Linked DNA regions of Mus musculus: regions 2 and 3 are each linked to region 1. The links are chromatin contacts, found by Hi-C or POLR2A ChIA-PET in ENCODE. All regions are on one chromosome and are shown on one strand. The core of a region is the stretch at or near the end of the contact, and the rest is flanking DNA. Distances in the headings are between cores, read along the strand shown.

Region 1 (3,504 bases), core at 306-2,805:
TCCTTCTAATATGTAAACAGGAATTTTGCTGTATACACACAGATCTCCTTCTAAATTCGAATGTGTTCCATAGCACAATTTGAACATAACTTTCCTGTCTTTATTTAAAAGTAATGTTGGAAATGATCTCTCAAAAAACCCAAAGAAATGAAGTATTGCTGGCCTGGTTTTTAGCTTACTTAAAAACTGTTTCAATGATAAAACAAGCTACTGCTTCAAAGGAGTGAAGTTGTGTAATGCCTGCAGCTAGTTATACAACAGCTGCACTTGAGACAGGAGCTCCACATTCACAAGACAGGCTTCAAAATGCCTGCAGCTAGCTATGCAACAGCTGCACTTGAGACAGAAGCTCCACATTCTCAGGAAATGTTTCCAATGGCTAAATATTTGTGTATTTGATTTTAAAAAGTCAACCCTGCTGAGGCAGAGGGAGCAGGAGTTCCAGGCCAGCTTGGGGTAAAGTATGAGACTTTGCCAAAGAATCAATCAATCAATCAATCAGTCAGTCAGTCATCATCATCCTCAGTAATAATAATTTATTATAATTTATTATTATTATTATTATTATTATTATTTCAGAATACTTGGTTTAAGTGATAAACATTAGCATTTGTTGGGAATTTTGTATTTTGATAGATGTCAATCTTACTTTCTCAAAATTCAGTAGTCTTTCCACAAATTAAAAAAAAAAAAATTAATGTGAAGAAACAGGAATGAGGGGGAAAAGGAAAATAAAGGAACACAATATAATGGAGCATAGACAGTTTGAAACACAAGAAACACAATTTTGCTTCCTTTCTGAAGAATTAAGTAGGAAACCCCATTATATTCTTTTTCTGTAACTTATCAAGAGCTCAAAACAGAAAGGATTTGGTCCTGAGTAGGTTCAGCGCCCCCCACCCCCACCCCACCCCAAGCCACCCCCTTACAATTCTATTTTAATTACAATGGATCTGCAAAACACAAGCTCCAAGCTTCCCAGGCAACTTCTGCCACTATGCACATTGCAAAGCTGTTGTCTGAGTTTCCTTCACTCAGGGACTTAAAGCAAACGTTTACTACAGCAATTTGATGTAATCCACCAGACTGTAACTTACCAGATCCCTGGGAAGAGTGGACTAGCAAGCTAAGTACAAAGCGAGAACGCTGTGGCTACAGCTCTGGCAGTTAGAAGGTGACTCGCTGCTCATTTCTCTTGCCTGAGAACTATTCGAGTATTGTATGCTCCGATAGAATAACTAATGTAACAACCTCATAGCTAATCCCGACTGCATTCTCCTGCTCTGCAGACCCACAGTGACGGGCTCACAGACGCCCTTCTGTTCTTAATCTTTTGTTCAAGGTTCAACTCTTTTGCCTTCCTGCCCTGTTTGAAACTCCTCTCTGCCCCTCCCATTGGTTCAAATACTATTGAATACTTACCCACTTCTACCTCCTGCGGGCTGCCTGTGGGACTAAGCATAGGTAGGGAAGCCTTTGTGACACACATCTCAGAGCTGAGGAGCTGAGTTTCCACTACAGGATTGAAACTTGAAAGCTGAGAGGCACAAATACGTGGGGAGGTTTCAGTATTTAGCTAATCCTGTAGCTCCTCCTTTCTGTACATACACACACGCTTGGTTGGCTCAGGGCCTAACAAAATCTCATTGGGAAACGCATTTCAAGGTCAGGAGCCACACTGGCGCCATCTGGAGACTGACTTTCCTGTTTGCTTCTGGTTTACTTTGTGTTTCGTTTCTCTTTCAGCACACTCTGATTTAGAAACATAATTCAAGCTGACCTTACTGAGGTCACAGGGATTTTCTTTTTTTTTTTTTTTTAATATTTTTTATTAGGTATTTTCCTCATTTACATTTCCAATGCTATTCCAAAAGTCCCCCATACCCTCCCCCCCCCACTCCCCTGCCCACCCATTCCCACTTTTGGCCCTGGCGTTCTCCTGTACTGGGGCATATAAAGTTTGCAAGTCCAATGGGCCTCTCTTTACAGTGATGGCCGACTAGGCCATCTTTTGATACATATGCAGCTAGAGTCAAGAGCTCTGGGGTACTGGTTAGTTCATAATGATGTTCCACCTATAGGGTTGCAGATCCCTTTAGCTCCCTGGGTACTTTCTCTAGCTCCTTCATTGGGGACTTTGTGCTCTGTCCAATGAATGACTGTGAGCATCTACTTCTGTATCTGCCAGGCACTGACAAAGGCCCTCAGGAGACAGCTATAGCAGGCTCTTGTTGGCATCTGCCTAGTGTCTGGGTTTGGTGGTTGTTTATGGAATGGATCCCCAAGTGGGGCAGTCTCTGGCAGTCTCTTCCTTCAGGCTCTGCTCCAAACTTTGTCTCTGTAACTCCTTCCATGGGTATTTTGTTCCCCCTTCTAAAAAGGATTCTGAGCTTCTGGGCTAATGTCCACTTACCAGTGAGTGCATATCATGTGTGTTCTTTCCTGATTGGGTTACCTTACTCAAGATGATATCCTCCAGATCCATCCATTTGTCTAAGAATTTCATGAATTCATTGTTTTTAACAGCTTTGAACCTCTTACCCTTTCTTATCACAGGCCTGCAACAGTTCTGGGAAACAGAGAACCCTGGGGAGATCAAAAAAACCAAACAGATTTTACTGCGTAATAAATATTTATATCCAATAGTCACATTCAACTATTTGAAACACTGGAGAGTTACCCATTTGGCCCATTAAAAAACTACTTTATTTCTTGAGCGGGGCATATCTATGCCACAGCATATGTGTAGGAGTCTGTCCTCTCCTGCTGCCCTGTTCTCCTGTGATCCAGGCCAGATGGTCAGGATTATGTGGCAAGAGCTTTTAAGCCCTGAGTCCATCTCCTTTGAAAAAATACAACTGTAACTTACTTATTAATTTGTCTTGGTTAAAGTTTTGAAAGAAAGCTGTCAACTCTTTTTTTTATTACATATTTTCCTCAATTATATTTCCAATGCTAGCCCAAAAGTCCCCCACACCCTGCCCCCCACTTTCCTACCCACCCATTCCCATTTTTTTGGCCCTGGCATTCCCCTGTACTGGGGCATATAAAGTTTGCGTGTCCAATGGGCCTCTCTTTCCAGTGATGGCCGACCAGGCCATCTTTTGATACATATGCAGCTAGAGTCAAGAGCTCCGGGGTACTGGTTAGTTCATAATGTTGCACCTACAGGGTTGCAGATCTCTTTAGCTCCTTGGATACTTTCTCTAGCTCCTCCATTGGGGGCCCTGTGATCCATCCAATAGCTGACTGAGAGCATCCACTTATGTGTTTGCTAGGCCCCGGCCTAGTCTCACAAGAGACAGCTATATCAGGTTCCTTGCAGCAAACGCTTGCTGGTGTATGCAATGCTGTCATTGTTTGGAGGCTAATTATGGGATGGATCCCTGGATATGGCAGTCTCTAGATGGTCCATCCTTTTCTCTCAGCTCCAAACTTTGTCTCTGTAATCCTTCCATTGATGATTGTTTCCAATTCTAAGAAGGGGCAAAGTGTCCACACTTT
Region 2 (3,504 bases), core at 588-3,087, 350 kb before region 1:
TGTACTACAAACTGGAAAACAAAAACAAAAACAAAACTCTGGAAGCCCAAGGGCTCTGGAAGCCCTGAAGCATGACAGCCAGGGCTGGAATTCTCCTCCACCAGTCAGCAATGTCAAACCTGTGGGTGGTGACTTCACTGCCCTGTGCTTCAGAGCATGTCTCTAGCACAGGGATTTTAATGCTGTGACGAGAGTCGGTGAGTACACAGACAAGGCATTCAGAGTGCTGCCAGCTGTGTGGTCCATGTGTAATTTTAAAATATTAAGTGGGGCTGACAAACTGAGAGAAATTTTGAAAGCAATCCTCCACAGTCCTGAGCTCAAGGAAATAACATGTGAAGGACTGTGTAGTAGGAAGGCATGACTGGAGTGTGCCCAGCCGTTCTGGAAGAGCCATGTATATGTAATTTCTGGAGAATGGTGGAATAGTTAGCTCTCTTCTTCCTCATAGAAAATGGGGCTGAGGGTAGAAAATGGGGCTGAGGGTAGAAAATGGGGCTGAGGGCTTTCTCTTGCTGGACCTCCGTTTCTTCTGGTAGCCCTGGCTGAGATAAAGAATAAGGAAGAAGTCCCTCCCCCCTATTACTTATGCATCAAAAAAAAAAATTATCAGGTTAGCACAGCTCTTTTACCCTTCAAAGTTAGAGGAACGCCAACCTAATATAACATCATTGCCTGTACAAATAAAGAGAACGATTTTTTAAAGTCCCTGGTCCTCTATCCACCATATTTAAAAGCGATGTCATCCTTTGCTTCCAATTCTGCTGCGCAGCCTTCAAAAGAGGAGGAAAAAAAAAAAGGCAAGTGGGCGGGGGAGGGGGTAAAGTGGAAAACACCCGGATGCTGAAGACTCCCTTAGTATTTTTCTCCCCACTGCATGAACTAGGTATTAGCTGCTTAAATCGGGGTATAATTAATGGAGGAAACGGTTCTCAGTACTGGTTCTTGAGATCCAAGAGCCCACCCACCTATCACAGTGCAGAGCACGGACCTTCTTTTTCCACACATGGCCCAGGAGACAATAATGAGGTGGAGGCAGGCATGACCTTGTTTGAGGGCCCGCCTGGTGAAGCCCCTCACCCCACCCCACCCCCAATTCTAAAAAAAAAAAAAAAAAAAAAACGCAGGTCAGAATCTAGGGGCTTCTCGAGTTTTTCCTCCTACGCTCAAGGAAATGGGAAGGAGACTCGTTTTCATGGAGAACCAATTGAGCAGACATGGATGGGCACAAGGCTCATCTCACCTGCTGCTACAGGGTTGGGACGCGTTTTTCTATAGCATATCCTATCTGCGGCCCCCAACCAGTCGCCCCCGCACACACAGGCCTCGCCACGCGCACATCCCAACCTCCATGGGTGCTGAATCCTGCTGACTCACCCACCACGCGCACGCTGCGCTTTCGAGATGCCAAAAGTGGCTACAGGCCCTGGGGATACAAGCTTGTCAAAGCCGGTCAAGAATACTTGATTCCGATGACCCTCCTGTGCCAGGGCCACCCGCCATCGCCAGGCTACCTCGGTAGCTCCAGGGCAACCAGCTCCCAAACTCCTCAAGCTTGCCTTCTCCCTCCCCGCCCCCACTCACCGGCACCCGGTCCGGGTATTTCTTCCTAATCTTTTCACCTTCCTTTTTCCGATACTCGAAGGGGTGGTCCTCCTTATACTGGAACTTCATGATGGACCTCAGGATGTAGGGGCTCCCCGGACGGGGCCTGCTGCGCGCGCTGATGACTGCGTCTCGCGTCTGGCCACCCCCAGTCAATGTCAGCCTTATCACAATCGCTCCACCCGCGTCAGCTCCCACGCGCCAGTCGCCGCACTACGTGGCTAAACGTCCAGAGAAGGACCTGGAGATCTCGCGGCCTGAAGGTAAAGGACCACCAGGTAAAGAAATAGGGTGGCTTTTCCCAAGAGCTGGAAACACAAAAACACCAGGGCGGTGCTGTGACATCACGACGCCCCACCCCCGCTCCGCCCCCGGCGCTAAGGACCTGCTGGATCCGGGTGGACAGAAGCTTTGTTTATTTGTGTATCTTCTTTTCACCCAAGCTTTTCCTAAACCACTCCATCGAAACGCAAAAATCATGTAGTCGGGTTTTTATTTTTGAGGATTGATATTAAAGGTAATTTGTTAATTCAAAGAATGCTCTAACAAATGTCGTCTTCCCTCCCCTTCAAGTTTCTTGTTTGATGCCCAAAACAAACACAGAGGAAGAAAATCCAGCTGTTTCCAGAGCAATGGAATCAGGAGTCTGGAGTTGGAAAAGTGCCAGGCGTCACGAGATTTGTAGCCCGGGCTGAAATGTCCTGTGCTTGCATTTTGACCTTTGCCTGGCACCCACGACTGGCCTGCCTTCTCTGCCCCAACTCCTCCTTCTGACTGGTGTCCTTATGTTTGGATCTGTGCTAGAATTGGTTCTGAGACAACATAAACAGAGCATGACTCATGGATTTGAAGAAGTGTAAGGGTGAAGAACATGAAGTCATCAAGGTTAGAAGAAGCGATGCCAGCGATGAACACCAGGCTTCACTCACGTTCAAGGAGAGATGAATCCATTCATTTTATAAGGTTCACCCAGAAGCATGGTTGTTGAGTTCTTGAAAATACAGAGGTCAAATCATTTAGGTGTCTATGTTTCCCCAACAATACTTTGCTCTGGGGTGGGTATCACCTGTAGGGTAGTTGTCCTGATGAAAAGGCCTTATTGGGCACCAAAAGCTCTGACTGGCATGCTGGTGGAAGACCCTCAATAGTATAGAGAGAGTCAGCCCAGGCCCCTCTGACATACCGGGTTTCCATCTTAAGACTCTTTGGATGCGGGGTCACCCTTCTGATTCTACTGGCAGTAACTCCAGACCTATATCTTGGGAACATCGGAGATAAAGTTCAAGGATGCTTTGTGCTGTGAAAATAAAATGACTACTAAGTGGTACCAGGCAAGCAGCCCTGTTGCCTGATTTTATGTACATGACTTAGTGATATGGTTATAAAATATGGGCAAAATAAAGTGAACTGAATTTAACTGGCAAAACAAGAACATGAAATACATAGCCCACTTCTTGGTTTTCTCCTGGTAATCTTTCTTACATATGAAGACAAATGAATTGGTATATAATATTGTTGTATTTATTTATTGTTGTTTTTATTTTCAAATTAAAAATAGTTTAATACCCAGCTACTCATTTTACCCTTGACCCAAATACAATTAAGTCTTTCAGAAGAAATTTTACAACCAGTTGAGACAGATCTGGGATGAAAATGGTAATAGTGTTGTTTTCTGAGTAACCTTCAGGTTTGTTTTTTTGTTGTTGTTGTTTTGTTTTTTTTTTTTATAGATGTACAGTCTCAGCTAGTTGAAGGGCAGTTCTTCAGTCCACTGAAAATGTATGCAGTACATGAAAATTTAAAGATGAAATGTTGGTTAATCAGCTCTTAGGATTTTTAAAATGCTAGTCGTTTACATTAGAATGCAAAATGTATTGGGAGCTGGAGAATGGTTCAGTG
Region 3 (3,504 bases), core at 605-3,104, 340 kb after region 1:
CTCTCTCTCTCTCTCCCCCTCCCTCTCCCCCCCCTCTCTGTACAAGCATGCATGCTCTCTGTGTCAACCTCAGAACCTCACTTCTCAGGCAAGCAGCCCAGCCCCTAAGAAACAACTTGAGACCCTCCATCTGTTTTAGGTTGGCCATATTCCTTTACCATCTCTCTCTGAAATTACTCTAGCCCTGCCATGTTCCTTGACTGGGGTCTTGGAAAAAAAAAAAAAAAAAAACTAGGGTGAGAGTAGCCAGCTCAGCTACCCCACACTTCTGACCTGCACTCTGTCATGTTATAATACCATTTGTTATATCAAATCACTAAATCTTGGAGTAATTCTTCAACTTCAATAAAACCAAATATAACCATCAAGAAGGAACCATACAAGGGGAAATGTAGAGTGTGGTTAGGAAATGGGTATTTCCACCTCGATTGTAGGGATCAAACTGAAAATTCATAACATCCTTGGTAGCTAAGCCACCTCCTAACTCCCTTTGTTTGTTTTGTTTTGTTTTTGTGCTGAATACAGTATTTGTTTGGGTTTTTCCCCACTTTGAAATCATAATCTATATGAATTTCTTTTTTGTAATTGTAATGAAATAATTGAAGCCAGGTAATGTAAATAAAGAAAACTTTTCTGAAGCTGGGCAGTGGTGGCACATGCCTTTAATCCCAGCACTTGTCAGGCAGAGGCAGGCAGATTTCTGAGTTCGAGGCCAGCCTGGTCTACAAAGTGAGTTCCAGGACAGCCAGGGCTACACAGAGAAACCCTGTCTCGAAAACCCAAAAAGAAAAAGAAAACATCTGATTATTGCCATTTTCAACTTCTAATAATAATTTATTTTATTTATTTATAGACAGGATTACTCTGTGTAACAGCCCTGGCTGTCCTGAAACTCACTTTGTAGACCAAGCTGGCCTCAAACTCACAGAGATCTGGCTGCCTCTGCCTCCTGAAGGCTGGGGTTAAAGACATACTCCACCATCACCCAGCAATAATGTATTAATTATACAAAATAACAAGCTTCCTTGTGATATGATCATGCATACGTATAATAATGTTTTGGTCACATTGACCAAGCTGTCAGCCTTTCTTGTCTCCCCCCACCCCCAGCTTGTGTTTATTCTACTTCACAAATAATCCTACTTTCGTGGAAAGAATTTTCTCTAATCTGTGGTTTTGAAGGCTAAGCCAAGAGTAGGTGATGTCATGGACAGTGAGGGGCTCAAGCAAGCAGCATCCCACTAGAAGATGCATGCTTGAGAAGAAAATCACATGGTGAAACAGGAGCCCAATGCTAAGAGAGTATCAGCCAATAAGGGCCGCCTATCATGCCAGATGGTGCCAGCATCCTGCCCTACTTCCGTGTTGACATAGTGAGTGAGGACCAGGTGTGCAAACAAGTATGTCCGGCCTTGGACATTGCAACAGGACAGTGTCATCCAAAAAGCTCACCCTGGAGATCCACGGCATTGAGTTTTACACGCACACGCACGCACACACACACACACACACACACACACACACACACACTGTTTTAAGTAAATTTATATATTTGTTGACTGTATAGGTCCAGGAATTCTTCAATCTAGGATGGAAGAGCTGTTTAGTTTCAATCACCTCCATTCCATCCCCACTGACTGAGAAAAGCCTGGAAGTCCATGGCGGAATGAATCACAATCCACCTTTGTCCTCATCCCACAGTAGCAGAGGCTCTTAGGTCCTGCTAGTAGGTGGTATCACACCCATCACCTTTGACAGACCTTAGAATCCCATGCACTTAGGGGTCTTGACCACATGGGGGCATACCAGAGGTGCAGTGACGAGTCGGTCTTTCCGGACCTCGGTCAGTGAGCAGACAAACACAATGGTTGCCAGAGACGAGGAGAGTGGTCCCATCCTGGATGTGATGGAATCGCCACAAACTATCTAGGGAAGGGAGAACTCTAAGCAACCTGGTGAATAGTTGAGGCCAGCTGAGCCCAAGAGAAGAGCAAAGCTGTCAGGAGTTCCTAGGTCCTGGTGCTTGAGGCGGTCCATGTATGCCAAAACTACTTTTTTCAAAATGAGAGGAGTAGTAAAGAGAGGAGGGAGGAGAGGACGACGTCGAGTTGATTTGGAGTCACTAGCAACAGCATGAAAGAAGTCATCACGCTAAGTGACTAGGGCAGACGCCAGCGCGCAAATCCTCCGGCCATACGCAGGGTGTGGAACGTTAGTTCTTTACTTGCTTGTTTGCTTTATTTAAATCATTGTTTTCCATTTCGTTACAGCCGATAACATTTTCTAAGAGTTGTCTTTTATCTATATTAGTAGTCTGTGTGTGTGGGTGCGGTGTCCGACAAAAAAGGTGGCTGGAGAGACAGCCGTGGGTGCTGGGAACCGAACTCTTATATTTTTGGTTGTGAGCCTAGCCTTTAACGGCTGAGCCATCTCTCCAGCCCGACGACGCCCTGTATTCTTTCCCTGAAGTAGCAAGTTAGGCGTTGCGCAACCGCGCTTCCGCTGAGCCTGTTTCTGACTCTAAGTAATCCTCACTTTCTTTCTTTGTACATAAAACCGAACACTCGAAGCGAGAAAAAACGGACTCTTTGCAGCGAACATTTTCTCTGAACGGTGGCTGCTGACTCGTTCCGCACGTGCAGAACTGTAGAAAAGGGTCGCGAGAGGGCTAAGCAGGCGGATTGTAGAGAAGGCCTGTAGGGAAGAGAGGGGTGTGGAGTGCGGCGTGGGCAGGCGTGAGGGTCGGACGTGTGCGTGGATAAAGGTTTGTAAGCAGCGTGGAGCAGTAGCCGGTGCGGCTGAAGAAGCTGGTTCGGGTTGGGGTGCGAGTAGCCGATCAGATTTCAGGAGGAAGAAACATAAAAAGAGGCCTTGTGGAGGTTGGAAGTTTGTTTCGGGGCGCAGTGGAGCCGTGGATTTGTGGTTTTGTTGAAACTGGGAGGAAAAAAAAATGTGTAGACCAGGCTGTCCTCGAACTCCAGATCCTCCTGCCTCTGCCTCCTTCAGCAAATCCTACCGGCCTGCGCCACCAGAGCCGGCAAACTTCGGCTCAGTTAATTGAGTACTCGAAACTTATTTTGATGATGCAAGCTACTAGATGTTTTTCTTTTTTCAATGGAATAAAGAATTCAACACTCCGACAAGACTCCACTTAATTTCGCTTCAAACCTACGCTCTTCGCTCGGTTCACACACTTCAATTCCCCACGCTTTTCTTGACACTGCTGGTTCTTGCCGGCCCTCCCCCAGCATGCCACATCTCCTTCAAGGAGCCCACCAGCAAATGGCGACCATCACTCTAAGTCTCAGCTTTAGGTTTCCTTGCCAGGGATGGATTCAGGATCTCCACATCTTTATATGCTCTATACTTGACTGAGGCAACGTGTTCTGAACAGTAACGAGCTTTAAAACGAAAGATTCTGCTTGTGAACAAAATTCAATATTCTTGTTTTAGAGCCAGCAAGAGTTGATTGTCTTCACTTTGTTTCTAGTTGCTTCGACAAAA

What was found. A loop is a pair of places that touch in the nucleus more often than their neighbours do. ChIA-PET counts read pairs that join two places held with the same protein, here RNA polymerase II (POLR2A).
Region 2: a loop to region 1 is called in a map of heart, with 4 times the contacts of the local background. The contact joins the promoter of 1700101I11Rik here to the promoter of Clec2d in region 1. A Hi-C loop is called at or near these places in 1 of 37 maps with a recorded cell type or tissue (heart). POLR2A ChIA-PET finds 5 or more read pairs at or near these places in 1 of 5 experiments (Patski).
Region 3: a loop to region 1 is called in a map of heart, with 5 times the contacts of the local background. The contact joins the enhancer-like site here to the promoter of Clec2d in region 1. A Hi-C loop is called at or near these places in 13 of 37 maps with a recorded cell type or tissue (Patski, T-helper 1 cell, T-helper 17 cell and 4 more). POLR2A ChIA-PET finds 5 or more read pairs at or near these places in 1 of 5 experiments (Patski).

Annotation. Positions count from the first base shown.
Region 1 is chr6:129,178,666-129,182,169 of GRCm38, reverse strand. It overlaps Clec2d (C-type lectin domain family 2, member d), which reads right to left and starts at 1,555. Exons shown (of 5, transcript NM_053109.3): 1 at 1,423-1,555. The coding sequence starts at 1,489.
Region 2 is chr6:129,531,617-129,535,120 of GRCm38, reverse strand. 1700101I11Rik (RIKEN cDNA 1700101I11 gene) reads left to right here and starts at 1,837. Exons shown (of 2, transcript NR_045270.2): 1 at 1,837-1,883; 2 at 2,179-3,174. It overlaps Gabarapl1 (gamma-aminobutyric acid (GABA) A receptor-associated protein-like 1), which reads right to left and starts at 1,929. Exons shown (of 4, transcript NM_020590.4): 1 at 1,585-1,929. The coding sequence starts at 1,674.
Region 3 is chr6:128,837,986-128,841,489 of GRCm38, reverse strand. No RefSeq gene overlaps it. Among named protein-coding and RNA genes, the nearest start is that of Klrb1b, 13 kb to the right of the region's middle. Within about 2 kb of position 1,854, at least 1 of the 3 ENCODE cell types and tissues checked has a DNase peak (open chromatin) inside an H3K27ac peak, as active enhancers do; it is heart, where a contact is called at or near this core.